Regions from separate parts of the Homo sapiens genome. Here regions 2 and 3 are each linked to region 1. The links are chromatin loops, found by intact Hi-C in ENCODE. Cell type or tissue: PC-9. All regions are shown on one strand. Links, peaks and the distances in the headings refer to the core of each region. The heading gives the core; the rest is flanking DNA.

What was found. A loop is a pair of places that touch in the nucleus more often than their neighbours do. Peaks named below come from ENCODE experiments on the same cell type or tissue, not always from the same donor. Only the 100,000 strongest peaks of a DNase experiment are listed, where the experiment ranks them.
Region 2: it touches region 1 in a loop (4-fold over the local background); 2 of 110 quality-filtered maps call a loop at or near these places.
Region 3: a loop joins it to region 1, with 10 times the contacts of the local background. A loop is called at or near these places in 10 of 110 quality-filtered maps.

Annotation. Positions count from the first base shown.
Region 1 is chr12:53,949,014-53,959,195 of GRCh38, reverse strand. It overlaps HOXC12 (homeobox C12), which reads right to left and starts at 4,293. Exons shown (of 2, transcript NM_173860.3): 1 at 3,657-4,293; 2 at 240-2,868. The coding sequence starts at 4,266. The coding sequence ends at 2,630. LOC105369775 (a long non-coding RNA gene) reads left to right here and starts at 2,769. Exons shown (of 3, transcript XR_944977.2): 1 at 2,769-2,854; 2 at 3,229-3,305; 3 at 4,917-5,811. RefSeq lists an enhancer at 7,067-7,654. In PC-9, for the core only: a CTCF peak has its summit at 8,559; a DNase peak (open chromatin) is centred at 5,975; H3K4me3 peaks cover 1,255 bases.
Region 2 is chr12:53,741,738-53,751,919 of GRCh38, reverse strand. CISTR (chondrogenesis-associated transcript) reads left to right here. Exons shown (of 3, transcript NR_186108.1): 1 at 1-146; 2 at 955-1,603; 3 at 5,072-5,583. The region is part of intron 1 of LOC105378250 (a long non-coding RNA gene); the gene reads right to left. Among named protein-coding and RNA genes, the nearest start is that of CISTR, 5.2 kb to the left of the region's middle. RefSeq lists a silencer at 92-361 and enhancers at 978-1,566, 3,127-3,654, 3,655-4,183, 7,885-8,431. In PC-9, for the core only: CTCF peaks have their summits at 4,887, 5,094 (motif pointing right), 7,914 and 8,114 (motif pointing right); DNase peaks (open chromatin) are centred at 5,119 and 8,159; H3K27me3 peaks cover 433 bases.
Region 3 is chr12:53,765,760-53,775,941 of GRCh38, reverse strand. The region is part of intron 1 of LOC105378250 (a long non-coding RNA gene); the gene reads right to left. Among named protein-coding and RNA genes, the nearest start is that of CISTR, 19 kb to the right of the region's middle. In PC-9, for the core only: a CTCF peak has its summit at 8,026; DNase peaks (open chromatin) are centred at 5,461 and 8,061; H3K27ac peaks cover 2,310 bases.

The DNA of each region.
Region 1 (10,182 bases), core at 1,095-9,094:
CCCCCAATTTTCTCTCTGCTATAATTGCTTGGGACTGGAGATGGTAGCTCATCAACAGATCTTGGTTGCTTATGTATTTTTGTTGCCCCTGCAACCACTCTTCCTTCATTATTATTACACATTTATTATTTTTATTATTCACCTGAGCTGGAGAAAATAAAGTGGAGAACAGCTAAGAGGCTGGGACTCCCATTATTTTGGGGTAGAACTTTTGTTTTCAAAAAATCACATAATCATAATTCATGTTTTAATTATTATTATTATCAATATTAATATGATGAAGCAACTCTGTACAAGGACTATATAAAGGGAAAACGTGCTAAAGACAGACGTTGGAATAGGAGAATTACACTACAGAGAGCTGGGGAGGCAGCTAGGGGAAGGGCAACTATCCACAGGGACTACACTAGGTACCAGCGACAGACACAGAGAACAAGACACAGATTGACAGAGAACCTCACAGAAGTCAAGTTTAAAGCAAATGGAAAGAGAATATTGCATATCTTTGTCCCCTCACTCCTTTTAGAGTGTTCTGGTCCCTCTTCATTATTAGATTGGGAATCAGGTTAGTCTGGAGTGGTAGAGCTCAAATCCAGCACCCTAGAGCCCAGAGGTCACAGGAAGGGCTGCATAAAGGGGGTACAGTGGGTGACCAGTCAAGGTGGGGAGTGCTTCATGCCCAGGGGAAGACCACAGGAGACTGCAGACAGCTGGAATGGTGGTAATTTGGGGGAACTTGTACATGGGTGAAGCAAGTATGTGTGGATGGGGAATTGTCAGGTGTCAGATACCCAGCGGGGGATGGAGGCATGTGATTTTATCTCCATTCTGCTGGGCCATGTGGGGATTATGAGGCTGCCTGCTTGCGAGTGCACTAGGGAGAGTGGGGTGGGCCCAGTGCTGTGCTGGGCTCAGCTGTGTGTATGTGTTTGCCTTTGCCTCTGCCTGTACAGAAGCTGTGTGCTGGTGGGAGAGTAAAAAGCTCGGTGGATTGCCTTTGGAGAGTTTGTTAGGGGAGACTCTCCCCATATGGGAAACACTCCAAGCCAGCAGGCCAGTTTCACACTGTCCAGGCTGCAGTTAACTCCCATCAGTGCCCTGCTTCTCACCCCTCTTGCTCCTGGAAAGGGCCGGACAGCAGATGGGAGGCTGGGGGACTCTTGGGGAGAAGGATAAAAATGAAGTACAGAAAGGTTGATGGTTCTCTCACTGCTCCTCTCTTCCAAGCCAGCCCAGCGTCTACTGGGCTGGGGCTGGGGTCTGAAGGAGTCTGGATGAAAGTCCTTCCCACTCAGAGAAGCCATTCTCAGACCTCCAATGGGTTCTAGGGCTGTGCCCCTCCCTCTGCTCTGGTCCATGTGCTAGGCTGTGGAGGTTTGCAGGCCAGGAGGCGGAGGCAGCCCTTCTGAAGACAAAGGGCAATGTTGGGGGGCGGGCGAGGAAGAGAGAAGGGAGTTGGGTGGGGGGCTGGAGCGCCCCCCTCCTTCATTCTCACGGGCCTGGGAAACTGGGGCTGAGTGGGACCTCAATGGCTGGTAGCCCCTTTAAGGGTGAATTCTCCTCCCGCCTCGTAAATTACGCTGGTCCACCCTCTGGCCGGCCCGTGAGGCAGTGACCGTGAACGCCAGCGGGGAAGGGAGAATCAGAGGCCTCGGCTGTGGCTGTCAGAAATTCTCCCGGCCAATCAGTGTGGTGCTCCGTAGCCCCATCTACAGCCTCTTGCACTTTCTTTCTGGAGAGCCAGCTGGGGACCTCTGGGGTGGCTACTGAACCTGAGGCTGTGTCCCCTGGGCTCTCAGGTCCCTGCTTGCTGCATCAGGCCTGCAGCCACCGCAGGCAACGGAGGAGTGGATGGCAGCACACCTATGAACAGACATTCGCCCGGTGCGGGCAGCGGGATCAGGAGAGGGCTGGGGACCAGGACACTGTTCTGGTCCTAGAGGGAACATGAGGCTGATAGTCCTTGTCCACAGCCCGGCCAGCCAAATGCCCAAGCTTCTGCCCACTGGGTGTCCTGGGGGACCCAGACCCAAGCAGACTCTGGTTCTTGCTAATCATTTTCTCACAAACCACACTTCCTCCTTGGTTCCCCACTTCCTCCAGCCCTACCAGAGACACCTGACTCCCTCAGCTCTCTCCGCTGACCCTCCACCCTCCTCTCTCTTCCCAGCCTCTTCTAACCCCAGGAACTGTGAGGTTGAGGTGCCTTGGTTCCACTGGCCCTGCTCTTTGCTCCTGACGGCAAAGAGAATTAAGACCATGGAAGGGAAGTAGAGGAAGGGGACATCTGGGCCGCTGCTTCTCCAGATCCTCAGCGGAGGTGCAGTGCCCCAGTCCTGCCTCAAATAAACCAGCCCGCAGCACCTCAGCCTTCCTGCCCCTGCCAACCGCAGGCAGCTGCCGGCTTCTGCTCTCCCTGGCTAGGTTTCTTCCCTTCTCTCTGGGACCTGGCAGGGTGTTTTGGGTGTGTATGGGAGGGAACCACGAACAAAACAGACAAGAGGATATCCAGGGAGGGCCTGCCAGAGACGCCTGGCGTTCTAAGTGGGGACTGTGTTCTAGGCGGCGCCCTCTTTTGCTCTCTGCCAGGGACAGGCTCAGTCTGGGGCTGGCGCCCGTGTCCTGCACCTTAAAAGAAGGAGAGAGCTTGCTCCCTCAACAGAAGTCTTTTCTTTTTCATTCTCCGGTTCTGAAACCAGATCTTGACCTGCTGGTCACTAAGATTCAAGCGGTCTGAGAGTTCCCTCCGGCGCTGGCGTGTGATGAACTCGTTGACCAGAAACTCGCCCTCCAGCTCTGCCAGTTGCAACTTCGAATAGGGCTTGCGCTTCTTCCGAGAGCGGCTGTTGATCGGGTACCAGGGCGCGCCTGGGTGGAGATGAATGGCAGGGGTTGGCCAAAGGATCAAAGGGTGACCAGTCCAGTGCCCTTGGCCCTTCCCCAGACCCTTTCACCTTCGCCTCACAGCTGGACTCCAGGCCCTTTCTCTCCCTTCTCCTTGCCGCCAGTCATCTGAATCGTCTTTTCTACCCAGACCCACATCCCCACCAACTCCCCCACTTTCTTTACTCTTTTTTTTCCTTTCATTCTTTGCTCTTACCTCCTCAACCCTACCTCCTGCTGCACTATTCATGACCCTTCTAAGTCCCTATCCCCTCCTTTTTTCCCAAACCTCTCCCCAATTTTCTTCTTCCCTATTTCCTGGTCCCTTCCTCTCACATCCTTCAGGACTGGATCCCGGATCAGTTACAACAGATATGGGCGAATGGCAGAGTAAACGCATCCACTGGCATTTCTTTCGAAATGTAAGTAATGGGGTCTGTGGGAAGGTGGAGGGAGAGGCGCCTGGGAGAACTAGGGCCGGGCTTTCTGTCCCCACCTCCTCACCCCCAGGCCTGGGGAGTCCCCGTCAGGATCCCCCAACTCCGGAATCCCTGCCGCCTCCAGCCGCAGGCAGACGAAAAAGGAACACTCTCCATTTCTTTTGTGGGGATGTTTACATGTTTATAGGCTCCCCCCACCCGCACTTCATTTTATAAGAAGCTCTTCCTCGCCACACATTCTGTCACCCTGGGCGTCCCTAGCTCAGTCCTGTTCTGCCCGCCCTGGTAAGAGGTCGGGTTTGAATCCGCCGCTTGAGTGGCCGGGGTCCTTACCGCTGGCCGAGAGCCCGCCGCCGGGGTTCAACGGCGATACCAAGCTGCCGGGGTCGCCTGCGCCGGCGCCCTTGTTGCCCTCGTTGAGCAGGGACGAACTGGAGTCGGATTCCAGCGACTGGCAGGAGGGCGGGTCGTGCGGAGGTCCTGCGCCGCCGCCGCCGTCGCCACCGCCGCCGCCCGCCGCGTAGTCGTACTTGAAGCCGAGCGCAGGCGGCCCCGACGGCTCCAGCGGGAGCAGCGCTGCCCCGGGCCCGGCTCCCGGGTCGCGCCCGCGCTCCTCACGCTTCAGGCCCCCGCCGCCACCCTCGGCGCACGGCTCGCGGTAGTAACCCTTGCCGTCCTCCACGCGCGCCAGCTCGCACGTGCGGCCGAAGGGAGGGTTGAGAGACACTGGGCTGCCGAGGTAGGGCTGCGGGTAGCCATTGCACGGCTCCGCCGACGGCCAGGACAGGGAGCACACGTTGTCGCGGCGTGGGTAGGACAGCGAAGGCAGCCCGGGAAGCTGCGCCCCGGACGCGCGGAAGTTGGGGAAGTAGAAGGTGTCTCCCGTGTGGATGTTTACCAGCGGCCCCACAAACCCGGGATTCAGGAGATTATGCTCGCCCATTTCCGCGGGGCCCGACCGGCAGCTTCTACTTTATTGCTATCTGACATTAAACATAGTTAAATCTGCACCAGTCACCCATTGGCCGCCCCACTCACGTGGGCACGGCCGCCAGGGGGAGGGGTGGGGACAACCGATCCCCCCCCCCCACCATCCCATCCCGCACTCTAACTTCCCCCTTCCCCAATCCTGGGGGTGAGTGGGGTAACAAAGGGCGGGGGCAGGTTTATTTGCTGAACTGATTTTCTAAAACAATGTATATAACCTAACGCAGAGAGTAAAGCAATTGCCCAACACGGGGCAAAAGGGAAAAAACACACACCAAAAAATGCCCGCATATATACACCCCTATAACCTGCACCCCCCCCCATATATTATCTTATCGCCAACAGCTGGCCAAGCACAGCCTGTCCCTCTTTAATTAGCTTCTTTATTAACTAAAACCGTTGGAATTTACAATATCTCCTCAATAAATTACTATTAGATATTGTGTCATATAAAGTTTACTGACTGTTTAAGGAGACGGATGAGCCCTTTGGCTCGGGGTTTATTTACAGTAGAGGCGAAGTGGGGGTAAGGACAGGTTTCCCTGCCGTTATCTCTTCCCGCCCCAGCTGCTGCTGCACACTTCTTTATCAGCTCTTTATCCTCAGGAATTTGGAGAGACATTTGGAGTCCTCTTCCCCAATACTCAAGGATAATTGATAATGCCGGGTTTTCCTCTGGAGCCGGGAGCCACCCAGCCTCACACCTCCACTCACGGCTAGAGGAAGGATGCGGAAGGGAGGTAGAGAATGCAGCAAAAGGAGGTGCCTAGCTCCACATGGACCTGCCTGCCTGCTCCTGAAAATCTGGGGGCGAACTACTCTTCTGCTGTCATTTCCGGGGAACTGAGGAGCTTCTGGGGGCCTCCTGGAGTCTTTGCAGTGGGAAGCTTTGGACCCCTAACAGGGCTTGACTGGGCTGAGAGGGGCCTAATTCTCACTGCGGAGGAGACAACTGCACCCCAGAACCGGCCAAGCCTGCCCCTGGGACCATCAGATAGCAGTGCAGAGGCCCGCAGTAGGTTGCCTCCTGAGGGGGCTAGGATTGAGGGAAAAAACCCTTGAAGAATTATCTTATTGGGGGGTGAAATTATATTTATGGTGCAAACTCAGAAGCTCCCTCCAGAGAAGGCCGAGAAGCAATGCTGGCCATTGGTGAGATAATCAACATCTGCAAAACCACAATCCGATCTCAACTAGGTCCACAGAACACAGCCAAGCGGATTAAAAAGAAAGACAAAATAAAACTCCCCCAAACCAGATGTATCCTTTTGGGGTCTAATAGAAAAAACACTCGAATTTCCATGTGATTATTTCGAGCTTCTAACCAATGCATGGCTTAAGTAATACAGGGTTGGATAAATAGTTCAGTAAACGTCTAAATACGAAAAAATACCAGAAGATTGAAAGAAAATTGGAGACAGAGATTCGGAGAGAATGAGAAAGAAACCCATTTAGGTGAAAGTTAAATATCAGAGAAAGCCTGAGAATAAGCCAAAGCTGCAAAAGCAGATCGAAGCAGAGAAGATTCTCCCTTTTTTTCCTCTCCCTCCCCTCTCTCCTCTGCAGGACGCGGCAGAGAGAAACGCAGATTCTTTGAATTCCACCGCTCCCCGGGCGATTTCATATCCCAAACCGTAGCTGCTCACTCCGACAGAAATGTGTCCCCGCGGGCGCCGCCCTGCCCGGAGCAGTTCGAAGCTCGCAGCTCGGTGCCTGTCCCTTGCCCTGCTTGGCCGGTTCCCCTTCCCCGCCCCTGCTTGCCTAGCTGCCCGGCCTGGTCCAGCCCCTCCCGCCCCCAGGAGCCGGCCCCGCGTTAGGCGCACTTGTCGGAACTTAGGGCAAGCCATGGGCTGCAAACCCGAAGCCGCCACCTTCAGTTAGAGCCGGTGGCGCCAAGGAATGAGCAGGAGACTCAGCCTGGATTGGCCTTTTTGTGCCTAACTGATAAGGGGCTGGGAGGCTACGGAGAGGAGCATCTCTCAGCTGCAAATTCCAGGTCACAGCATCTGTAACATCTTATTTCCCCTTCTCAAGATACATTGATGAGCGCCATTGAAATTTTAGTTTTTAAAAAACATTTTATTTGAGGGTTAATTTGGTCATAAAGATAAACAGGGTGTGACATTAATATTGCTGTTGATTTCAATCAGAACATCGTGCGGGCAGCTAGGTCTGCGCCCAGGCTCTCCAGGCCTCTGCGCTCAGCCGCTATTGTTGGTGTGAGGGATGCCGAGCTGGGCTTTGCCAAATAATCACTAGCCTTTGAGGGGTGGAGTATTCTCCTCATTCTCTTTTCCCTTCCCAGATAATTCCAATCTCCTAGAAGAGGGACCCCAAGAGGAAGGTCTCAGCCTCTCCCCATTCCCTCCACCCCAGCAGGCAACTCCCAGGCCGGGAGCTCTGCTCGCTGCCCTCCCAGGCCAGGCCGCTGAGCGTGAGGAGCAGCGGCCACAGGGCGGCGGATGCAACGCAGGAGAAATGAAGATTGGGTGAAGGCGTCCTTCTTCCAGGCACGCATTTCTTCTAGCCTGATTTAGCCTCATCAAAGAGGGCCGTTTTCCCCAGGTTTTGGATTCGGCGGGCAAAGAAGCACGCACAAACCCCTCTTTCTTCTTTGCAGCTGACCCTGATTCCTCTCAGGGAGAGCTGTCGACAACCACTAGCAAAATTCGCATCCCCGGTGTCCTGCTCCCTGAGACCCACCGGGAACCTAGGGGTTTTCAGGACTCTGGCAAGGACCCAGGTAATCTAAGCGTCCAGCCTTCCGGTGCACCACCGAGGCTCCGTTTGTGGTTAAGGAACCCCGCGACACACGCAACTCAGGCACCCGTTTTTTAACCGGGCTCGGACAAAAATGCAGCTCCCAGTCTGGGTCCCCGGGGCCGGCGGGAGGCTCGGGTGAGACGCTTAAAATCTAAATCCAGCCTCGGCGAGAGCTGTTCGCCGGGAGCAGGCTGGGGCTGGGCGAGGGACTCGCATCCCAAGGAGTCGGGGCAGCCGTGTCTAGCCGGGCTTAACCCGCCGGCACTTCGCTGACCATGCGCAAAACTATAGGTGGTCAGGCCGAGGCACCCAAACCGTGGAGCGATTGGTGCGAACTCTCCCGTACATTTATCAGATCACAAGGCTAGAGCGGTGGCCTGCCTGCTGGCCCCTGGGCCACTGGCTCCCGCCGCAGCTGGCCAGGCTCTACTAAGCCTCGCTCATTAACTCGGGGTTAATTAAAGCTGAAAGCAAGGATGTGGTCCAAGGCTTTCCTTGAAGACCAAGGCAGCCTGTGTCCCTCAGCTCGTCCTCCAGCTGGATGCCCCGCCGCCTCTCTCACACCTTCTCTGTGCCTCCATCCCTCCTGCATCCTAGCAGCCTCCACTGCGGCTGAGCCCAGCGAAAGGAGTTAATTATAAAATCTACGCTGATTCTGGTGGGAGAGGCAACGTGGCTGCTGGCGGCTTAGACCGCGGGGAATCGGCTGTGAGTGACTGCGTTTTGGCTCCCCCGCCGACCCGTGGTCGGGAGTGATTCCGCGCAGTGCTGCCTTACCCCTGGTCTGTCCAGAGGCCGCAGCGGCCCAGTTCAAGGTCACTGTCTAGTTTGCAGAAAGCGGTTCTGCCTCGTATGCAAATTAGGCCGGGACTCAGCACCAGCAGGGGTGTGAGCAGGGATTTGGCCGGCGGAGAGAAGGGAAGATGAGAAGGGGGCTGAGTGGGAGGGCCTGCCCCCTTCCCTGCCCCCCGCCCAACCCTGCAGCCCTGTCTGCCTTGCCCCTTCGGGGCAACTTAGGCTTGGGACCTGACTTTTGTCGGGTTCAAACAAGGCTGGGGGGTAGAGTAGGGAGCTCAGTCTCCTATTTCATGGCTTCCAGGCTCCTTCAGGGGTTGGGGCCCACCTGGCTCCCAGCCCTCCCTGCCGGTGCCCGGGAGGTAAAGAGCAGATTGGGAAATCCCTTCCCCAGGTGCTGCTTTCTAGGGATTTGCAGCCTGGAGGAGGGAGGCTTGTAGGAACGCTCAGTGACGGAGCCCAGTAAGGCTTTTAGGCTCAGGCAAGTAGCCTGGGGCCAACGGAGCCCCTACCTTCTCCAGTTCTCCCGCGGCTTCTCTAGTCCTCTGTCACCAAAAGATTCCAGCCCGATTGCCTCTCAGAAAATGCGGGGGAAGTGAGAGCCCCCAGGCAAGGACATCTGGGAGGCCATCTCTCCACCCCAACCTGAGCATCCCTAAATGGACCACCTTCCCCCGTTTTGTGTTTCCTTCGGTGGCGCGCTAACAGTTAAATAGGGCCGCAGCTCTGACATTTTCCCCCTCCACCAGCAGAGGATCTCCTCCACCTAGTGAATTACTGAGTGTCAGGGAAGGTGTGGGAACCAAGTTAAAAAAAAAAATCACATCAAATGCCACACCCATAGCCGCCTGCAATGCAACAGTGAATCGTCTCCACCGACCTCTAAGCTGGGTGGGGGTGAGGACTACCCGGTGTGCCCTCACCCCTCGGCCTCCTTTTCTGGCTTTGACCCTGTCCACTGGCCCGGCCCAGCTCTGGGGAGGAGCTGAGATCTGCTTAGGGTCTGCTGAGCACCGCTACACAACTGCTTTCCAAACCTGGGGCCCCAGTTCCGGGCAGAGGAAGGGGCTTGGGCAGATTGGGGTGGGAGCAATGGGCCCCACCAGGAGGCAGGTGGGGGTGGGGAATGGACTACCAACCCCGGGGCTCGCTAGGCTGGGAGAGCGCGGACAGGAACAAGGGTCCACTTACCTTTGGAGACAGAAGAGGTTCATAAGGGTGAGGGATAGGAATTCTCAGCCTCTAGAAGCCTTCTGGATTCCCCGTCCCCAGGCCCGTGCGCCGGCCTCGCCAAGGTATCAGAGAAGGGCGGGGCGGGGGGAGGTGGAGAAAGCGGCCAGCGGCAGGCGCGCGGGAGCGGAGTTGCCAGAGCATCTCTGGAGAGGCCGCCTTTTATGGGCGTTATTAGCGCCCTTGTCTAGACTGGAGACGACACCTCCTCTGTGTGTAAACAGAGGCGGCGGGCTCCTGCGGGAAGGGGGATGGCGCGTCAAGGGGGCAAGCAGCCCTCCCCTTCGCTGGCCACCGGAAGATCAAGGCCTTTTCCACCCCTCCCCCCCCTTCCCTGTGCTCCCTGTGATGTCAAGGTCAGAAAGACCTAGTCACGGTCAAGGCTAAAAGAGGAAGAGCCTGGTTGGTTTTGAAAAGGCTCTGGCCCCCTCCTCCTCCTCCCAGAAGTCCCTAGCTCCCCAGGGCCCCTCAATTCTCCACCAGTGCAGGTCTAGATATACATCTGCCTGAACCACTCTTGGAGTTTTCTTGGGGGTGGGCTCCAATACCACCCAACACAGATCCCAGCAGATCCTAGGGTGGGGAGTTCTCTTTTGAACAGATGGAGCCACTGAAGGGGCTGCCTGCCGCATGGACCCCACCTCCAATAGGAGGGCTGTTCAGAGAGATAGCGGCTGCCCCAGGGGCCTGCCCCTGCCTTGCACCCACACTGGCCTACTGTCCCCACATTGCTCACCCAGCCGCCTGTGGATCAACCCCAGGAGCAGATGGTCTCTGGAGCAGACAGTCATGGAGGGATCTGCGGAAAGAACTGCTGCCCTTGTTCTCTCAGTTGGGTTCCGGCTGTGGGACTGCTGGCTGAAAGGCCCATTCTGCTGGGCCTCTGTCTGGAGACTAAGATGTGGGTGGGGAAGGGTTTTTCCCCCAAGCTCAGCAAAGAATCTCTTGAAGCCCTCTCTGGCAGCCCCGGAGAGTGACCACTAGATGGAGAGTCCTGTGAGGCCCTTGGCTGCCTGGGCCTCCCAGCTCTGGCCTAGGGAGATAGGGGAAGTGGGGAGTACCATCAGATTATGAGAAAGATAGC
Region 2 (10,182 bases), core at 936-8,935, 210 kb after region 1:
ACCGAGGGGGAGCTGGAGTCAGCCGCAAGGAGAGAGGGAGCGGGGGAGGAAAAGAGGCGGGAGAGAGACCCTAAAAAGCAAGCTAGACTCTCCAGCCGGCCGCTCTGGTGTGGGGAGGGAGCGTCATCTCAAGGACACTGAAAAAGGCAGGTGGATGGTGCAGAAATGCGGAAGCCGCGGCCCCGGGCGGGCGGGAACCGGCCCGCTGCCCTCGCCCCGGGACGCCCCCGCTCCGCACCCTGCAGGCCCGGATCGCACCCGCACGCACCCCCGACCCCACTCCCGGCCCAGCCAGTGCTCGGCGCTGGCATGAAATTGGCTGCAGCCGTAATGAGTCCGCGCCGCGCGGAGGAGGCTGAGGGCCCACCAGGGAGTCCTGCGCGCCTCGTTTAGCTTGTTTATTGTTCAGGCCTAATTAAAACGTTCCACCGCGCTGCGTTTACATCCGCCCCCCACTAATGAATTCGCGGCCGCCGGGCGATTTCGGAAACTGCCGCGGCCGGAAGGGGGGTGGGAGGCGACAGGGCTGGGGAAAGAGTGAAGGAGAGGACACCCACGCACACCCCTTCCCACTGCCAAAGGAGCCATTAGATCTCTGGCGATTGGCTCCGAGGTCCGAGTGAGCGCCCCGAGCCCCAGCGCCCCCAACCCCTGCAGGCGTTGGGAGGTGCGGAAGGCCGGGCCGCAGGGCTCAGAGGAGGGGCGGCGGGAGGGAGGCCAGGAGAGAGTGTGTGTGTGTGTCCTGTGCGTGCGGAGGCCTGTGGGCCAGGAGGGTATTGCGCGTGGGCACACCTGCTCCGTGAAGCGTGTCCGCGGAGCAGCCTGTGTGCGCAGGAGTGAGTGTGTGCGTGTGTGTGTGTGTGAGTGTCCGTCCCTTTGGCTGCTCATGTGCCTTTCTCCTCCACAGGGACAGTCTGCGCGGGGCTTACAATGTTCTTGTTTCTCCCGCCGTAGCTGTTTGCCGTTTTGCTGTTTGCCTCCTTGTCACGACCTCAGCGACGGCAGATGGAGCCAGTGGAGGGAGAGAGACAGACGGCAATGCTTGGGTAGCCAGGGCTCCCTGCCGGCCCCACTCCTCCTGCAGACACGAGCACGCACACACACACGCGCGCAAAACACACACGCTGCCCTTCGCCACACGTAGCCAAGTAAAATACACAAAAAGCAACTGAGATACCATTCGCACATGACCACATGGAAACACACAAATGAACAAACGCATTCAGGCATAGCCACATGCCAGTCACACAGATGGATAGACAAGAGCCTGGGGTACAAAGCCACATGGCACAAAGCCACCTGGATGTATATGCCCCTACACACGCACACAGAAAAAAACATGCAAACTTAAGTACACACCTATCCAGACAAGTGTGAGTGCACACACACACACACTCACACACTCTACCTGACACGTTAGTGCATCCCCATTGGGCCCCAGTTTCTCTCAGCAAATTCAGATCACCCAGCCTGACTTCAAAACCTGCCCCCTTCCATTCCCCTTCATGCTGGTTCCTGAATCCAGCTCGTTGCTCCAGGCTAGCAAAGCTGTCCACAGCCTCATTTGTGGTTTGCTCACCTGCCTCAGCACCATCAGCCAGAGGTACTCCTGCTCTTCTCCTAATCTATTGCATGCCCTGTTGGGTTTCTCTTTGCACACCTCTCTAACTCCCCCACTCCTAGCAGCCTTCCCTGATGAACTAACTGGCTTGGATTCTGAATTTGCCCTAGTCATTTGCACTTGTTGATCTTTGCTGTGGTGAATGTCAACGGGGTAACTTTGCACCTATAAACATAATGTTGGCAGGGAGGATGACTGTAAGATCCCCAAGGCCAGCACCACTGTGCCCAAGATCATCAGATGCCAGGCCTCATCCCTCCAGTGCCAGGTTGTGAATGCTCCTGGGAACATTACTGCCCAGTTTTAATAGACAGAAAAATGAAACTGGCCCTCAAGCAGCCACTGGAAGATCTCCTTCTGTCATATCTTGCAAGGTTCCCCTTCAGGATTGCCTTTCAGAGCCACTTTGGAGGAGGGCACACCCTCCTCTATGTCTTCCCATTTTCACCTTCTTTTTAACTGGAAATACTGCTCCCCAGCTGGGTCCTCACCTGACTCTCCAGCCTTGATTGCTAACACTTAGGCTGTTTTCAAAAATTAGATCTACCCCTAAAGGATACAAATTTGCCTCTGGTGCAGATGCTCAGAGCTATACTGCAGGCTCTAAAGGTGATCCCCAAAGAGAAATTGCCAGGAATGACCCAGGCACCTGCAGCAGTTGCTGAAACCTGCTATGTTAAAGGAGATAGCATGCATTGGAATAGGTTCTTTGTACTTAAAGAAAATGACAGGGTCACCCTAAAAAAAAAGAAAGAAAGAAAAACTCATTGATTGCCTCCCCAACTCACTGCAGGGTTGTTTCATCAGGTAAACATGATGCTGGGTTGATTCCAGCCCAGCATCTCCAGGTAGATAGGTGCCCTGCCTGCCTTCCCTCCCCATTTCCCCTTAGTCTGCCTCCCTCTCAACAGCCCCCTCTCTCTCCGTGCCCCTCTCGCCCTCCTGCAGTTAGAGGCACTCTCTGCTCCCTGTCTTTTATATATATATATACACACACACACACACACTTCTTGCCTCCATCATATTTCTTTCTCCACCTCTGTCTTTCTCTGACTGTCCTCTGCCAATTTCTCTACTCCCTTTTTCAATATCATTTTCTCTCCCCTTGATCTCTGCTGGGGCTCTGCCATTCTTTTTCTTTCTCAGTCTTTCTCTAACTTCCATCTTTCTTCTGTTCTCTCCCCTACACCCCACCATAACTGCTCCAAGCTGTCCATGCAGAGGGAGGGTGTGTGGCTGTCTGGTTCAGCACCAGACAACTCTGGCATTTTGAAGAGCTTGGAATTGCCAGGTTCCTGCTCACACACACACACAACACACACACACCCATACACACTCACACATATAGGCCTCCCCGCCCACCTGAGTCCCAGGCCCTGGAAGGCCAGCAGAGCCCTCAACCCAGAATCCCCATCTCACCCCCTGCAACCTCTACCTGACCCTTCTTACTGCCTCCCCACCATCACTCTCATTTCCTTTCTCCTTGGAAACCCATCTTCTCCCTCCCCTTCTCTGCTTCTCTCAGTCTACTGATACATTCTGGTATATTATCGGCCCTGGCCCTGGCCCTGGTCCTGGCCCTGGGTCAGTGTGCCTTTGGCTCGGGGTACATGGCTTTCAGTTTCTCCCTGGGCCTGGGACCTTCTCATGCCTCTGTGTCCGTGACTGCTCTGCTATGGCTGGTTTCTGGGTGGCTCTGGCCTTGTGTGAGTCTTCGATCTTTCTGTCTGCTCTCTGGATGCTCCTCTGTCTTGGCTCTGTCCTGTCTCTAGGTCTGTCTCTCCTCTGTCTTTCCCTTTCCACTCGGCAGTGTCTCTGTTCCCTCTGTCCGTCTCTCTTCATCTCCAGAGTGCTGGGACCCACTCTGCCTTATGGGTCCCACTCTGTCCATCTTGGCTTCAATTTACTGGGTCTTTCTGTCCCTGTCTGTGTGTCCGTCATCTCCCCCCTTCTCTGCCTCTTTTCCTGCCCCGCAGTGTTGGGGATGGAGTTGGGGGGGCGCTGGCGCGGAGGGCTTGGAGAGGGAAGAGGGCGGGCGGCCCTTTGTGTGGAAGATTGACGGCCCGCGGTGCAGCCTCCGCAGCGCTGATTAGGATGCAGCGCGGTCTCTGACTGCAGCATTCTCCTCCTCATCGAACATTCTCCACACTCCAAATGGAGATCCCCTCCCTGCCTGCTCCCCTGGCCTCTCGGGATAGTATGGCTTACCACTGCCCCCAACCCAGTTCCTCCACTGGGAGCCACTGGAAATTCTGGGAGGGCACCCAAGGGCCCCCTCTCCCACCCAGATATCTACATGTCTTGTACATTCTAAGAGAAAAGGAATGAGGAGAGGTGGGAAGCCGACTGGAGGAGCTTTACTGGAAGGGGGTGTGGGAAGGTCACAAACTGCTTGGGAGAGTTGTCTCCACATCCCCAGCCCGGCAGCACCTTGCACCCCTCAGACACACATGGAGCAACAAGTGCAGGGAGATGTGGCAGGTCTCAAAACACAGGAAGGGGAGCAGGAAATAGGTGGAGTGCGTCTTTTATCCCCTCATAGCACCTGTAGACCTACCCTGTACATAGTAAGTCCCCAGTAAAATGGTCAGCTCCTATTTTATCAGTTCTCCCCAAATCAGTGCCTAAATCAGTGGAACTCAATTCCTTTTAATATGCCTCCCGACCCACCACCCCCAGTAACTCAGTATCTGGCCCCTGGACAATATCCCCAGCTACACCTGCCAAGCATCCCAGTAATCATCAAATCTCAGCTCCAAATCCCAGTCATTCCAACCACGACTTATCCAGCATCTGCCTTGTGTCCCTGCCCCTTCCTCTTCCTCTTCCTCTCCCTCCCTTGCCCACCCCCACGGAGCTTGGCCCACTGGGTTTCTCCCCCAAAGACAGGCAATCACTAATGAGCATTGAGTGCAGGGAGGGGAGGGCCAAGGGCAGCCTGGTGGGTGGGAGGGGATTCCAAAGCTAGCAAATAACGAGCCCTGTCAGCATCTGTCAAATATGCCATCTCCCTCCATCATGCCTGCCTCCTGCCTCCTGGCTCCTGCCAATCCATCTCCCTGCCGACACTGACGGACTGCGCTCAGGTGCAACTTCCAAGAAGCCCAGAAGCACAATGCCTGGTCTGCTCCAGATCCATTTTCTCCAGGAATGTCACCAGACCCTGATTTTAAAACTCTGAGTGACCCTAGGAATACAGGGTTGTAGGCTGAAACCCAAAGAGGAAGAAGAGAAATTGCCCTCTGTTCAATCTCGGCCCCTTGTCTCCACTATCCACTTTCCAAAACCAGAACTTAAAACTTCAGGCAAAGGTATAGAGTGTTAAATCTCCGGAAGACCTTCCCAGCTTTGAAGAGGTTGTGAATGCCTCCAAAACTAGGGAAACTGTTGGGGGAAAGCTGCGGCTAGAAACCCAAGATCGCTTCTTGTAATATACGCAATTTCCACCAGGGGGCGAGGAACGCGGCTCTGCGGAGGAGCGGAATCTTCTCAGCAGCGATCTGCGAAGGGCTCAGCGGCCACAGGAGGGCGGCAGAGAACAGCGCTCCCTACAGATCCAGACGTCGGCCCTGGATGCTGTCTGGAATCCAGGCAAGGCCAGGCTGGGCTGCCCTAGGCCGGGGACGTCTTTAGCTCGAGCAAAAACCCATGAATTTCAGAATTCAGGAATCCTTGCATCCCTTCTCAAGCTCTCTAGTCCCTGAAATGCCATCGCCCTCCTCAGCCTCCCTTCCATTTCTCGTTCTCCTAGCACTGGGGCTGCTGGCACAGAAGGACCCTGTGGCTTTTCCTTCATGGTATAGCAGATGACACCCACGCTCCTCCGTGACATTCCCTAGGGTCCCAGCTGATAACTGGAGCTAGAACTAGAACCCACGACTTCTTGGTTCTCTGCGCAGGGGTCTTCCCATTGTGTCAGCTGCAGCTCCTGAAATAAAACCATACCCTACAGGCCACAACCAGACAGCATCTCAAATCCCTGGCTTAAACAATCAATGCCAAAGCTACTGTGTTCCATATGTTTACATATGGAACTGGTGCATACAAGACTGTTAACCCAGGACACAGATGTGTGCTGTAGCTACCTGGCTGTGCACCCCTCATCCTCAGGTACATGGCCCTCTGTCCCTTCTCTTCCTACTTTCTGAACTGCAAAAGAAGCTTCTCTTCATTTATAATTTGGCCTTTTCACTGGAGTTCCAGAAACTCCTCAAAGCTGTAGACACAGAAGCCCTTTCCCAGTTCTAACCTTGGTCCATCTTACCACAGCCCTTTACACCTGGAGGAGAGGGCCTGCACGTGATCTTCAGCTCTCTCTTCCCAGGCATCCCCTCAGCTGGTCCCACCACTGCTTCTTGCCTCTCCCGTCCCTCTGCTGACCAACCCATGCCTCCTCCAGATTCTTCTTGCTGCCACTGGTTCTCCTTTCATCTCAAAAGCTGAGCCACCCAGGGAGGTAGGCATAGAAAAGAGAAAGGAAGAAAGGTAGGAGGGATTGGGAAGAAAATCTGTCTACAAGCCAGAAGAGGACTCTGTCCCTGCCCCCTTTACTCTCAGCTGGTAAGTTCTACTTACAGTCTGACCTCAGTCCTCTGGCTAGTCCTCATTTTATCTACTCTCCTTGAAGCTAAAGAGCTAGAGAAGCTGAGAGTAAATGAGGAGAAATGGATCCAATTGTGTCGGGGGTATATGTGCAAGCTTGTGCACTGATGGCCTGAGTGTGTGTATACACTTGCATCACACACCACCCCTTCCCCATTGCCCCCCCACACACACGTATTCCATGCCATCCCCAATCTAGGATTCCTCCTATAAAACAAGAGGAGAAAAACATCCCAACCTCTCAAACACCTTATTCTAACTTTCATCCTCCAGGGGAAACCTAAAAAGACAACACCCTCCCCCTCTGTTTCCCCCCTTCCCATGTCCTTGTCCACTCTGGTTTTTGAGATTTCTTCTTAAACCGCATGGGGTGCAGCCCCTACACACCTTCCCCAGAATCCAGGAGGCACCAGAGTCTTGTCCCTGCAAAGGACTGAGACAAACGCCAATCACGTCGGGGCCTCTTGCAGTGCCCATTCTGCTATGAATTCCCAAGGTCAAAACCATTCTGGTGTTATTAAAAACATAAATGTTGCATACCAGGCAGCGGGGGGAAAAATTATAAGGCAGCCAGATGAGAGGGAGATGGAGGGGCCAGTAATTGTCTTCGTCTTCCCAGAGTCAAGCTCCACAGGGCTGGAGCCGCACACAGAACATTGCTTTTTAATTTAACTCAGTAAGGTCAGTGGCAGCAAATGAGGCAGGGGAGGAATGGCACCTCAGAGGGAGGGCGCCGGGACCTGCAGAGCCGAGGCTCCTGGCCAAGATCTCCAAGAACTGCCAGGGGAAGCAGAGAGAGAATGGCAGGGAGGATTTGGTGACCCTTGGCTCACCAGAGAAGGGAGCTGGACTGAGGGGGAGTGATATAGGAGCTCCAAGAATCATTATAAGAGCTTCTGAGAGCCTGGGATTTAAGTGGAAAGAAAGAAAAACACTTCAGAAGGACTCTTAAGTGAGACCAGAAGGCCTGATAGAGACAAATACCCCCATCTTCACTCTCCCCAATACCCACTCTACAGAGGAGAATAACAAGGCTCATGGTTGGAACTCAGAAGTTCCGCTTTCCCCCAGTACCTATGAATCCTGGAGCCCAAGTGGAGAGAATTCTCCAGTGAGGTGGGCCACTCTGTCGCATCCCCTTCATCTCCAAGGATCCAAGGGGGCAGGGGAGAGGAAGATGGCAGGAGAAACTGTGGCAGAGCCGCCCTCCCTCAGAACCTTCCTCATCTTCCCCACTTTCTTAGGGTCCCAGCTTCCCATCTGCAGCTCTGATAGCTGCATGGTGGTTCTCTCCATTTCCAGTGCTATAGGAAGAATTGGAGTTAGACTAGAGAAGGGACTTCCCAGATCAGCATCTTGGTCATAGGCACAACCCAGGATTGGGTAGAAAGGCTAAGGAACCTAGGATTTTCTGAATAGGACCAATGAACTGAGCATGATGGGATTAAGGAGCCTGGAGAAGGTGGGAGACTCACTGACTGGGGGTGGAGAGGAGCTATGAAAAAGCCGTGCAACAGTCACAGGCAGAGCATCCAAATACACTTTGGGACTTACAGGAACTTCTGCAGATCAGACCTCAGCTCCTTCTGCTTCAGTTTCAGGCTGTTGCCCTTTTAGGGTTTTTGTTTTTGTTTTTGTTTTTGTTTTAGGGAAGGAGGATTAGAACAATAGGTTTGAGACTGAAGGACAGTGTTTTAATTCTCTGTCTCCATCCTTAAGTGTCCTTGCTACTTGGCAGGTTTCTACTTCCCTGTCAGTCAGGAATTAGGAGACCCCAATGTCAATTTGGAAATCTGAGGTTTGCTACCCTCATAATGTACACCTCTGCCATCATCTCCTCCTCCCTCTCCAGAAGATCCCACTTTCAGCGCAGGGACCCCAATCCTGCAGTTCTCCGTATCTGCCACAAGGTGGCAGCCAAAGCATCGATTGATCCAGAGCTAGACCTGGTGCCTCACTAGAGCCAGGACCCATTCTCCACTCACCCCTTCCCCACCTGGGGGCTGCCAACCCCGAAGGACCCAGGAAAGGAGAAACGTTCTGGAAGGACTCCAGCTCTTCGGATAAATGGGCTGGGTGAGGATTGGGAGGGAGAAGGAAAGGGAAGGTGCAAGGGAAACCGGAGAAACACAAACCGGAGAAACACGAACCTGGAAGTGGGGGAGCAGGCAGTCAGGTGCGGTGAGAAGCCCAAGTTGAGAATCACAGAGGGGCTGCCTGCCGCTGCCCACACCACACCCAGCGCCCCAGGGGCTCCAGCACAGCAGCCTAGAGCTGTTAACTTGCCCAGAGGCAACCAGAGCAGAAGTACCAGGAGCTGGGGTTGGGGGAGCCTACACCAGAGTAAGCCACCAAGATCCGGTCAGGGAAAGGGTCTGCGCCACCTCCTCCTCCTCAGTATGAGACCATGAGACCCAACGGGACTCCGTTATCCCTGCCATTCCCAGAAAACATTAAACAGGGAAGGGTTCAGTCAATCTCCCCTGCAGCACTGATTCTCCTGGTGCGGGAAGAGGGTCCTGGAAGACAGGAAAGAAGAAAGAAGGCAGATCCCTAGAGAGAAGAAAAACAGCCCTGCTCACAGGGAGGTGCCAGTATGTGGGGAACAGGCAAGATAACAGGAAGAGGCCTGCAAGCACCTTGGCAGTGGTTTCGAAAGGAAACATTTGGGATCCGGAACCAGGAGGATCAGTCAAGGAGGGCTTCCTAGAGGAGGACAGTATGGGACAATCTTGTAAAATGCTGAGAGGCTGGTCTGGAAAAAGGAGAGAGATAGTTCAGGCTGAAGACAGACTATATGTATGAAACTATTTGGGGTCAGGGGACGACTAAATACGTGGATGGCTGCTCAGGTGGAGCTTAGAGACCACACCACCCTGCAGCGGGAGAATGGGGAGTTGAAGGAACAGGCATGGTGCATGTGAGGCAATGAGGCCTCAAGACCCAGCTGGCACAGCTGGGCAGCACCTGGGCCTAGCTGAATATCCTCCCTCTCCCCGACCCCCACATAGCCAGGAGAATAAGAACAGAATATAGGATCCTCCAAACAGGGCACAAGAAGGACTCCTAGACCAGGAGTCAGGGGCCTGGGTTTTTCAGAAGCAGCTACTGCATAACAGGGGACACTGGGTAAATCTTCCCCCCTCTGAGGACTCTGGCTGCTGTCTGTACAGGCTGAAACTGATGCTCTCTGACCTCCCTTTTCTGAGACTGTCCTGTTGATGACTGCCCTCCTCCCAAAGAATGATCTGACTCATCTGTGACCTGCCAGGCTTTAGTCCTCCTTCTCTCAGTGTCCCTATACTCCAGACACACTCCTCCATCCAGAAGAAATTATTCCATTTCTGTGGTGGAGGGATGGAGGTGCAAGGCCCCAGTTTCACGAACTTAGCCTGGGCCTATTGGGCATCAAACATGACAAAGAGGATCTGAAGTTAGACTCAAGGAAGAACTTCCCAACACAAGTGGCCTGAAAACCTCAGCTTGTGTGAAGTGCATTAAGAATATATACTAGTGGCCGGCCAGGCACGGTGGCTCACACCTGTAATCCCAGCACTTTGGGAGGCCGAGGCAGGCAGATTATGAGGTCAGGAATTTGAGACCGACCAGCCTGACCAACATGGTGAAACCCCATCTCTACTAGAAATACAAAAATTAACCGGGCATGGTGGCGTGTGCCTGTAATCCCAACTACTCAGGAGGCTGAGGCAGGAGAATCGCTTGAACCCGGGAGGCAGAGGTTGCAGTGAGCCAAGATGGTGCCACTGCACTCCAGCCTGGGCAACAGAGTGAGACTCTGTGTCAAAAAAAAAAAAAGAAAGAAAAAGAAAAAGAAAGAAAGAAAGAAGTAATATATACCAATGGCGTCCAAGAGACCAGGAAACTGTTTTGGACCTCTGAATAGTGCCAATGAGACAGAGAGAAGTTTTGACTGTGGTTATGGTCCTCCTAGTTAGAAG
Region 3 (10,182 bases), core at 867-8,866, 180 kb after region 1:
CCATCCCAAGTAGCCAAGAAGAACTCATGTCGAATCCAACAATCCGCCCACTACATTGAAGGCTGTCTTGTTTTCCCAGCCAACCCCACCCACTCTCCTTCATCCTGAAGGTCATTGTGTTCATTCCTCTGTCTCTAAGAAGGGCACTACCCTCACTCAGGACCTTTCCTTTTCAAAACATTTTTCCAAGGAAGTAAGTTCCACTGGTTCCCGTGCTGGGGTGCTAACAATCTTGCCAATCCGGAAGTTTGGCCTCATGGCTCCTGCTGAACAACTTCAAATAGAGTGTGGACACAAAGTGCTCTCCTAGAAACTTGATAAACGTTCACGAGAGGAAAGCAATGGAGCTGCTACATAATTATTTCAGGTCTCAAAGCTTCCAAGAAGTGGACTTTAAAATGCAACATCTCCTAGAGATTATATCAATCTCTTTGCTTGTAAATACAACTCCTTTCCTGATCCCAAATTATATAAGTTTGCTCTTCCTTAAAATTTCCAGAGAATGAAAACTCTGGAGCCAGTCAAACCAATGTCTCAAAAAAAAAAAGAAAAAGAAAAAAAAGTAAAGGTTTCTGGATATCTAAGCTTTCCCAGAGTTTCCAAAGCCCTGACTCAAGTACCTCTGCAATTATGGTTGGAGGCAATCAGAAATACAAGAGTAGAGGCTTTGTGTTCAAGGTGACCGCTTTAAATAATAATAACCATGGCGTACGCAGTGCACCAACAGCTCTAAATGCAAACAGTTCAAAACACGTAAGAAAAGGTAAACTGTATAAAAGCCATCATGAACACAGGGTCTGAGTTATATATCCAAGGTCTAGAAGAAATTAGTTAAGGCCAAACAAAAAACAGAATCTTCTCATATTCTCTTTCTGTGTGTGCCTTCTCTAGAAGTCTATGTCTAGTCATGGTCCCTTATTCATTCATTCAACAAATATTTACCGGTCCTCAACTATTCAGCACTGGGGATACAGCAATTAAAACACACACACAAAAAAATCCCTCCACTCAAGTCACTTACATTCCAGCAAGAAGAAGCAAACAACAACAAGTAGTAAGAATACATATTGTGTTAGGCCGGGCGCAGTGGCTCACGCCTGTAATCCCAGCACTTTGGGAGGCTGAGGCGGGTGGATCACGAGGTCAGGAGATCGAGACCATCCTGGCTAACACGGTGAAACCCTGTCTCTACTAAAAATACAAAAAAATTAGCCAGGTGTGGTGGCGGGCACCTGTAATCCCAGCTACTCGGGAGGCTGAGGTAGGAGAATGGCGTGAACCCAGGAGGCAGAGCTTGCGGTGAGCCGAGATCATGCCACTGCACTCCAGCCTGGGTGACAGAGCAAGACTCCATCTCAAAAAAAAAAAAAAAAACAGAATATATATTGTGTTAGATTGTGGTTTGTGCTGTAAAGTAAAGCAAGTAAAGGTTAGGATGTGATCAGGATGGGAGTTGAGATTTTAAAACAAGTGGTCCAAGAAGGCCTTGCTGAGATGACACTTCACCAGCAGCCAGGAGCAGGTGCAGGAAAAAGCAATGGTGCAGATCTCTGAGAAGTGCAAATATAAAGACTCTGGCCATTGTTTATAGTGGTAAAATGTACATAACATAAAATTTACCATTTTAACTGTTTTTAAATGTGGCATTAGGCCAGGCATGGTGGCTCACACCTGTAATCCCAGCACTTTGGGAGGCCAAGGCGGGCAGATCTTCTGAGACCAGGAGTTTGAGACCAGCAAACATGGCAAAACCTCATCTCTACAAAAAATAGAAAAATTAGCCAGATGTGGTGGCAAGCGCCTGTAATCCCAGCTACTCAGGAGGCTGAAGTGGGAGAATAACCTGAGCCTTGGGAGGTCAAGTCTGCAGTGAGCTGTGATCATGCCACTGCACTCCAGCCTGGTGACAGAGCAAGACCTTGTCTCTAAAAAAGTAAAAATAAAAGTATATAAGGCAGGGCGCAGTGACTCACGCTTGTAATCCCAGCACTTTGGGAGGCCAAGGCAAGTGGATCACAAGGTCAAGAGATTGAGACCATCCTGGCCAACATGGTAAAACCCCATCTTTACTAAAAATACAAAAATTAGCTGGGCGTGGTGGCAGGCACCTGTAGTCCCGGCTACTTGGGAGGCTGAGGCAGAAGAATTGCTTGAACCCAGGAGGCGGAGGTTGCAGTGAGGCAAGATCGTGCCACTGCACTCCAGCCTGGGCAACAGAGTGAGACTGCGTCTCATAAATAAATAAATGCAGCATTAAATACATTCACATGAGGGTCAATCATCGTCACCATCCACCTCCAAACCTTTGCCATCTTACCCAACTAAAACTCTGTGCCCATTAAACATTAAATTCCCATTCCCTCCTGCTCCCATTCCTTAGAAACCACCACTTTACTTTCTGTCTGTATGAATTTGACTATTCTGGGTACCTCATATAAATAGAATCATACAATATTTGTCTGCTTGTGTCTGGCTTATTTTATTTAGCATAACGTCTTCAAGAGTATCCGTGTTGTAGCGTGTATTAGAATTTTCTTCCTTTTTTAGAGTGACTAATATTTCTCTCTATGTATATACCACATTTTGTTTATCTGTTTGTTTGTCTATCTATCAATAGATGCTTGGGTTGCCTCTCCCTTTTGGCTATTCTGAATAATGTTACTATGAACGTGGGTGTACATATATCAATTTGAGTCCCTGCTTTCATTTCTTTTGGATATATTCCCAGAGGTGGAATTTCTGGGTCATATGGTAATTCTAAGTTTACTTTTTTAGGAATCACCAATTTACTGTTTTCCACGGTGGCTGCACCATTTTACTTGCCAACCAGCAGTACACAAAGGTTCCAATTTCTCCACATTCTCGCCAACACTTGCTATTTTCTGTTTTTTTAATAATAGCCATCCTGATGGGTGTGGAATGGCACCTGACCATCTTGGGCTGGCACAGAGTGAGATAGGAAGAAGTAGTCGGGGATGAGGTCAGAGAGAAATCAGGAGGCCGGATCATTCATGGCGGGCCATAGAGTCACTGTGAGGACTTTGACTTTCACACTGGGTATCATGGAAACCCTAGATGAAGTGGCAGTTTTGCATATTGGCTACTGATTGTCATGTTCTTTGAACTAAGTATTTGGTTCTCAAACTATGGAACAGGCCTCCTCCAGAGTTTAAAAATACAGCATAGAAATGGGTTCTGCAGAGTTCTCCACAGACATCTCATGGTTCTGACAAAAAAGTGAGAGCTAAACAAGCTGAGGCCCTCTCCCACCAGCCTCCCTCTCCAGATGCCATATACCCACCCATGGAAGAGTAACATGATGGATTACTTTCATCCAGATTGTTCACTTCATGGATTATCTTTAGCCAGGATTCAATCACTTAAAAAAAATAATAATCTTCGTCTCATTCACTATTTTGGATTATCTCCTCCATTTTTCTTGGTAACCAAGAGCCGATATGGAGATGAAGGATACTTTTTCCCAGAAACTGGTGAAATTAAGGACTGCAAAGACAAAGGCAGGTAGATTCTCAGAAAAGGGGCAGGAGCAATGTGAATCAGGCACTCACCAGCCTTGCAAAATTAAATAGATGAATTCAGTCCCAAGCCCTGGATGCCTCAGCAAGGATTGTCAGAAATGTCTGAGATGATCAGAGCTAGGGAGAGAAAGGGCCCCAAAGGGAAGCCTGAAAACACATTTTTGAGAGGCAGAGAGTACCTCTCATAACCTCACTTCCCCCAGGCAACAGGGATGAAAGCTTCTACATCAAAATGAGAAGTCCAAGGAGTTATAGATTTTCTCAACAATAAATAATCTGGAGAGAATGGCCTCCCAACCACCGTTTATAAATGCTAGAAAATACACACTTGTGTGTGGTGAGGGCAGGGGGGTGGAAAGTGGAGAAAGAGAGAATTATGGAGTTGTCCCCTCTGGGAGAGGAGGAGGGCCAGAAATCAATTTTCACTGTGGCATTCTTAGGATTCAAATGGGGGCTAGGAGAGGGAAGTATGGTCAAATCTGGGAACCTAAATGACTAATTTTTCTCAGTAAGCAAACAGGCCAGGTACTCTAGGATTCTGTGTGTTATTTTTCCTTCCATCTGAGGACCACCTTGTTCATCCCCCTGTCTCTACACAGTATGAACACCACCACCACTCGCCCTGGGTAAACAGAAACTCCGTGGCTTCCCTCAGGCCATAGTCCCTCCCTCATATTCCCTTCTCGGTGGTCTCATTAAAGAAGTCTTGGGTTACCCTTTTCAGCCCAAAGATTTATAATAAAAATGAAACTAGGATTTAGGAGAAGGCTGCTCTTCTCTCTCTCTTCAGGTAGAAAAATAATGGACCTACATGGCAGTGAAAGTTTTAGGTCATTCATTCATTCATTCAATAAGTATTAAGCACCTACTATATGCCAGTCGCTGTGCTTGGTGCTAAGAACACAACAGGCAGGGGAAAGACATGTTCCCTGTCTACGTGGCACTGTCTTTAAAAATGTTCTTATCTAATCCAAAAGTGCCAGAAACGCCTAATCTGAATCTAATGATGAAAATAATCCGTCAAATTTAGACCCAGTGACTTTCTACAAAACAACTGACCAGTACTCTTCAAAACTGTGAATGCTATGAACAACAGGCTAAGGAATGATTCCAGATTAAAGGAGAATAAAGAGGCATGATAACAAAATACAGTGCATAAACTTCAATTGGATCAGGGCTAGGGAGAAACATTTCACTATAAAACAAATTATTCAGCTAGCGCAGTGGCTCACACCTGTAATCCTAGCACTTTGTGAGGCCAAGGAGGGCAGATCACTTGAGCCCAGGAGTCTGAGACCAGCCTAGGCAAGATGGTGAAACCCTGCCTCTATAAAAAAAAAAAAAAAATTAGTCTGGCATGGTGGCATGTGCCAGTAGTCCCAGTTGCTTGGGAGGCTGAGGCAGGAGGTTCACCAGAGCCCAGGAGGTAGAGGCTGCAGTGAGCTGTGATCATGCCACTTGCACTCCAGCCTGGGCAATAGAGTGACACCCTGTCTCAAAAAAAAATCAGTGGACAATTAGCAAAATTTGAATAGGCACTGCTTTACATATGTGTGTATATATACACACATATATATATATGAGAGAGAAGGGGAGAGCACACAAATGTGGCAAAATATTAGCAATTTGTCAATCTTGGTGAAAAATGAATGGGTATTAATTACACTATTTTACAACTTTTCTGTAGGTTAATATTTTTCAAATTAAAAGGTTGGGAGGAAAACAAGAATATTCCAACAGTAAAGGTTATGGATTTTTCTTCTCTGAATAATCTTATAAACAAACTTGCCATCATTTTTTTATTGGAAGGAAATCCTATCCAGATGATCTAGCCCTGAATCAAGAACTCTAGATCAGAGAGGTGGGTGGGAAGATAGAACTCCTTTGTCTCTGATTTACAACCAAAATTGTCAGCAAGTAAAAATGCCTGGAATGAAACCACAACCTTGACTCATGTTAGTATGGTTATAAAAAGTACATACTGTTATTGCCATTTTGTGGGACTAACACAAATTAATAAATCAGAGCTCTAGGCTTGAATGCTAAGAAGCATTGGGGAAGATGTGCAGAGGCTGGAGACAGAGCAAAATATCTGTCAAATGGCATGCCAGGGATAGAATTATGTGCAAGAATTAGAGTTACGTGGAAAGAGGGGTGAAAGGAACCAGAATGTGTTGAGCTGCAAGCAAGGTTCATATGCTATTTCATTTAACCCCTATTTACTCCATGACAGAAGTATTATTCTTTGATCTTGAAGATGAAGAGAGGTTAAATAACTTTTTCAAGATCATATAGCCAGTAAAAAGAAGAGTTAGAATTTGAACATGGTTCTTCATGAAGTCAAAGCCCATGTTCTTCCTACTGTGGCACCCAGTCTCCACAAAGAACAAGGAGTCTAAGGGCATGGCTATTAAAAGAGGATTTGAACCAGTTCTTACCCTTATGCCCAGGTCATCCCCTGCCAATGTCTTCTCTTTCCTCCCACATAGACACTGATAGGCCAGAGCTGGAAGCAGAGAAATCATTAAATCTGAAAGTTCCATCTTAACCATTTCCTGCTAAAATTCTAATCCAATCAGGTGCCAAAATTCTCCAGACAATCTTTTTAGATGCCAAGAAAGGAGATTCCAAAGCATCCCTGTAACTATTCCAATAGTTCATAGACACAATTTTACATCTAATTATAATTCCTACTCCCACAACTTTAACCCATTGGCTTTTGCTTGATTTTTAGTGGAAAATACAGGATAAAAGATCTCTAGATGCCAAACATAAGTAACCCCTCTGAGACTTCTTCCATCACACTGTTCTTTCATCATATTCCAAATCTTGTCTACTCACTACCTCATTCTTGAGAGGAAAAAAACCATCTTCAGTGCAGGTTAGGAAGTGCTAGAGAAGGAAATGAAAGCTTGATTTTCACTGGCCAAAGGAAAATGGGGTGGTGGGAAGGGAAGCGGGTATTTTTTTTTTATGGTAGCCCAATGGCAGGAAAATGGTTGCAATTTCCCTGACAATCTACATACCTCCAGATTTGGCCTTCCCAAACCTCAGCAGTCACCTAAGGATTCCAGATGCTACCAGCACACACCGTTAGGAAACATCTGTCACGAAGAACAGCCCCAACTGGGACAAAGGAGAGTAGGAAGGCAGACGGTGCCAGTTTAATGAGGATGGTTTAACAAAACATCTTTTAAGCTTTCTAATTCACTTGGCCATTTGCTCCCCAGACTTGGCTGCCAATCAGAAGCAGACTGTGGGGGGATGCTTGCCAGAGAATGGCAATCCCTGATCCTTAACTCAGGAGAACCCAGTACCAGAAAAATGTCAGCTTGTCAGTCATTCTAAAATATGATTAACCCCATTCCAGAGCTAACAATTCATGGTGATACTGGGGAGAAGGACTTGAGCTACGTGAGGTTGCTCGGTCTGGTTTGGTTGTTCTTGACAGCCAGAGGCCTTACTTAGCAGAATATCAAAAACAGGTATTAGTGTGCCCCATGTCCATGTCTAGCTCTGAGCTCATGACAACTAGAGCATTTCTAATATTTATTAATCATTCATGGAAATAATCATAAAGACCAATGGATATCCGGCATCAACACTGATCTCTTAGCCTTTCTATTTTTAGATTGCCTCGTTCTTTTTTAAGGTTATTAAAGAATATGAACTTGAGATAAGAAATAATGAGTTTTCTCAACATGCTATCAGTATAGGAAAATCCATGAAGAAGATAAATTACTTTTCCATTTCAGTTTCCAAGGGAAGAAAGCCCCAGATATGGCCAAAGACAAGGGGATTGGCAAAGCAGCCTCAAAGCATCCTTATTTTATTCGGGGGCGTTGCATGAAAATTTGGATTAAACCTAAGGAATCTCAGCTGAAATCACTGGTTTCAGATATATATTTTCCAAGGCCTGAATTCAACCTAGCTGACATGCCATTTTTCCCACCAGAACTCTATCTAGTAGATTCCTACAGTTGGCAAAGACTGCATCCCAGCCTCCTGCTATACTCCCTGATCCACCCTCCTGGCCTTTAACGTTGGTAACTCTAAACAATGAGATCCTCACAGATCTCACTCAGATTCACCCCAGCAACCATCAGAGAGTGCTGCCCTTCTTTTTTTTTTTTTTTTTTTTTTTGAGACGGAGTCTCGCTCTGTCGCCCAGGCCGGACTGCGGACTGCAGTGGCGCAATCTCGGCTCACTGCAAGCTCTGCTTCCCGGGTTCACGCCATTCTCCTGCCTCAGCCTCCCGAGTAGCTGGGACTACAGGCGCCCGCCACCGCGCCCGGCTAATTTTTTGTATTTTTAGTAGAGACGGGGTTTCACCTTGTTAGCCAGGATGGTCTCGATCTTCTGACCTCATGATCCACCCGCCTCGGCCTCCCAAAGTGCTGGGATTACAGGCGTGAGCCACCACGCCCGGCCGAGTGCTGCCCTTCTTTAAAGCAGGCTACAGCCCTAAATCACATTCACCATGATTGCTGCATTGCAGCAGATAACTGAAGTGTGAGTGCCCTCTACCCTCCTTCTGGAAAATGACACGTTCTTCAAGGATTGAAAGCAACACACACACACACACACACACACACACACACACACACCCTACACCTTCTCCCTACCAGACCTGCAGTTTTCTGCTCTCTGTTAAATCCAAACTTTTAAGATTGTATTTCCAGATCTTTCTTTTCATTGTTCCCCTAACCGTTACTCTTATTATTAACCTTTTCTGTGGCTCTTTGCTTGAACAGGACCAATCTTTCCCCATATACGAACATCTTGCTATCATCACCTCAACCATCACATGGACAGTCCCTCTCTGCCTAGAACACCCTTTTTCCAAACTGTTCAACAAGACTCTCCTTCAGGAAGCATATCTAACCACACCTACAGATATCTGACCTCTCTGCTATGCCCTCTTTGCCTGCTCTCGTCCCCTCATTACTGTCCAGAGTTCTGTCCATTTGCTCCTAACTTGTTTCCTTGCTGCACTGCCAGTGTCTGTGCCTTGATTATGTGTCCAGCCTTCTCCATCAGACTGACCTCCTCTGCTCCCCGTTCCTTTGGATTGGTTGGCAGTGAATATGGGTCTCTTGCACAGGAGGTTTTAGGACAGAATGGCATAACTCACTGGCCTAGAACTTTGCACTGGGAAGACGCCTGGTTAGAGAAGAGGGTAGCAGTGGTAGATGGTTAGGTGCAGCGAAGTAGCACAGCTCTTGCCTGATGACACTTTCAGCTTGCCTCTTCTTCCCCAGCTGAAGCCTGAGGTATAGAGTTAACTGGCCACAGCCAAGGAAGCACCCCATGATCTACAGCCCAATGTGGTGACAACAGAGATAATGAAACAAGAATGCAGGTCCAAGTCTCTTCCACACCACAAAGTGAAAATGCAAAGGAAGTAACCCAAACTGGCTGGGACTAAGGACGTTATCTGTGACACTATTGGCTCCAGTGTCATCCCCTTGAAGTCCAATGACCAAATTGACAAACAATACAGTTTTATTACTTTCATTGCTTTAGTTAATTGTGAAAATAAGTCACCTAATACTTTGGCTTTAGGCAACCTGGTGTGATACTCAAACTGCAATAAAGAAATCTCAGCTTAGACTGCAGAAAGGAGGGGTGCTCCAATGATCAAATGGTTGAATATTGTTTAGAATAGGACTTTCATTTGTTTTGGGAGGATGGGGAAGTGTCCATGAAGTACTTTTATATTGTAAGCTCCTAGGAAAGAGAATTTTCTCTGTTTACTACCATTTGTCCTGTACTGTCTATAAATAAGTTCACAGATGCATTCTGTTTAGTTTGGATTGGGTCTACAGTGAGAAATTGGATGACCTCTATATGGTTTGATGTTTCCCTCAAGTGAATACCACTGAAAGTTTCTAAGTGACAAAGGCTGGATTCAAACTACTGAAAATCAGATTTCAACTAAGTGTAAGTGAATACAAAGACAAATTCCAAATTAGAAAATTCAAGCACCAAAATGATTCCTTTTGCAAAGGAATTCGAGCAAAAGCAATGTCTTTTTTCCCTAAATTATTACCACCACAACGACCACCAAATCACCACACACTCACACACAATGCAAGACAAATGGTGGCAAATAAAGAATTCCCCTCTTTGGGAGCTTACATTTAAGAGATTTTGTGGCTACTTCCCCACTCCTCAAAATAAGTAAAAGATATGTAAACCATGGACTGAAACGTATAATCCTCAATCAGAAATACACAGAAAAGTGTTTATATCAGAGGCAAGGGCATGCCAAGATCCCAGATGACATCATAGTTGACAGAAGATATGAGTGGGAAGGGCTTCATTTTCCAGTGTTGGCAAGATTAGGGAGTATCTTCCCTGCACCTCAGGTCAGTCTGAGAAACCTTCGTGGAAGAGGGGGTAATTGCTCCATATGGGGATTTGGTTTCCCTGGGAAACATCAGTTCAGTCTACATCTTCATGGTGGTGAGAAGCTTTGCTATGAGCCAATAAATCAAACCTCACTTAGGCCTTCCTTCCATGCCTCCCATCAAAAACAAAAATAAATAAATAAATAAACTCTACATATGCTTTGAACCAGTAAATCCAGTTCGCTTAACTGCACTTATCCAGTTAAATGTTTACTACAGATTCTAATAC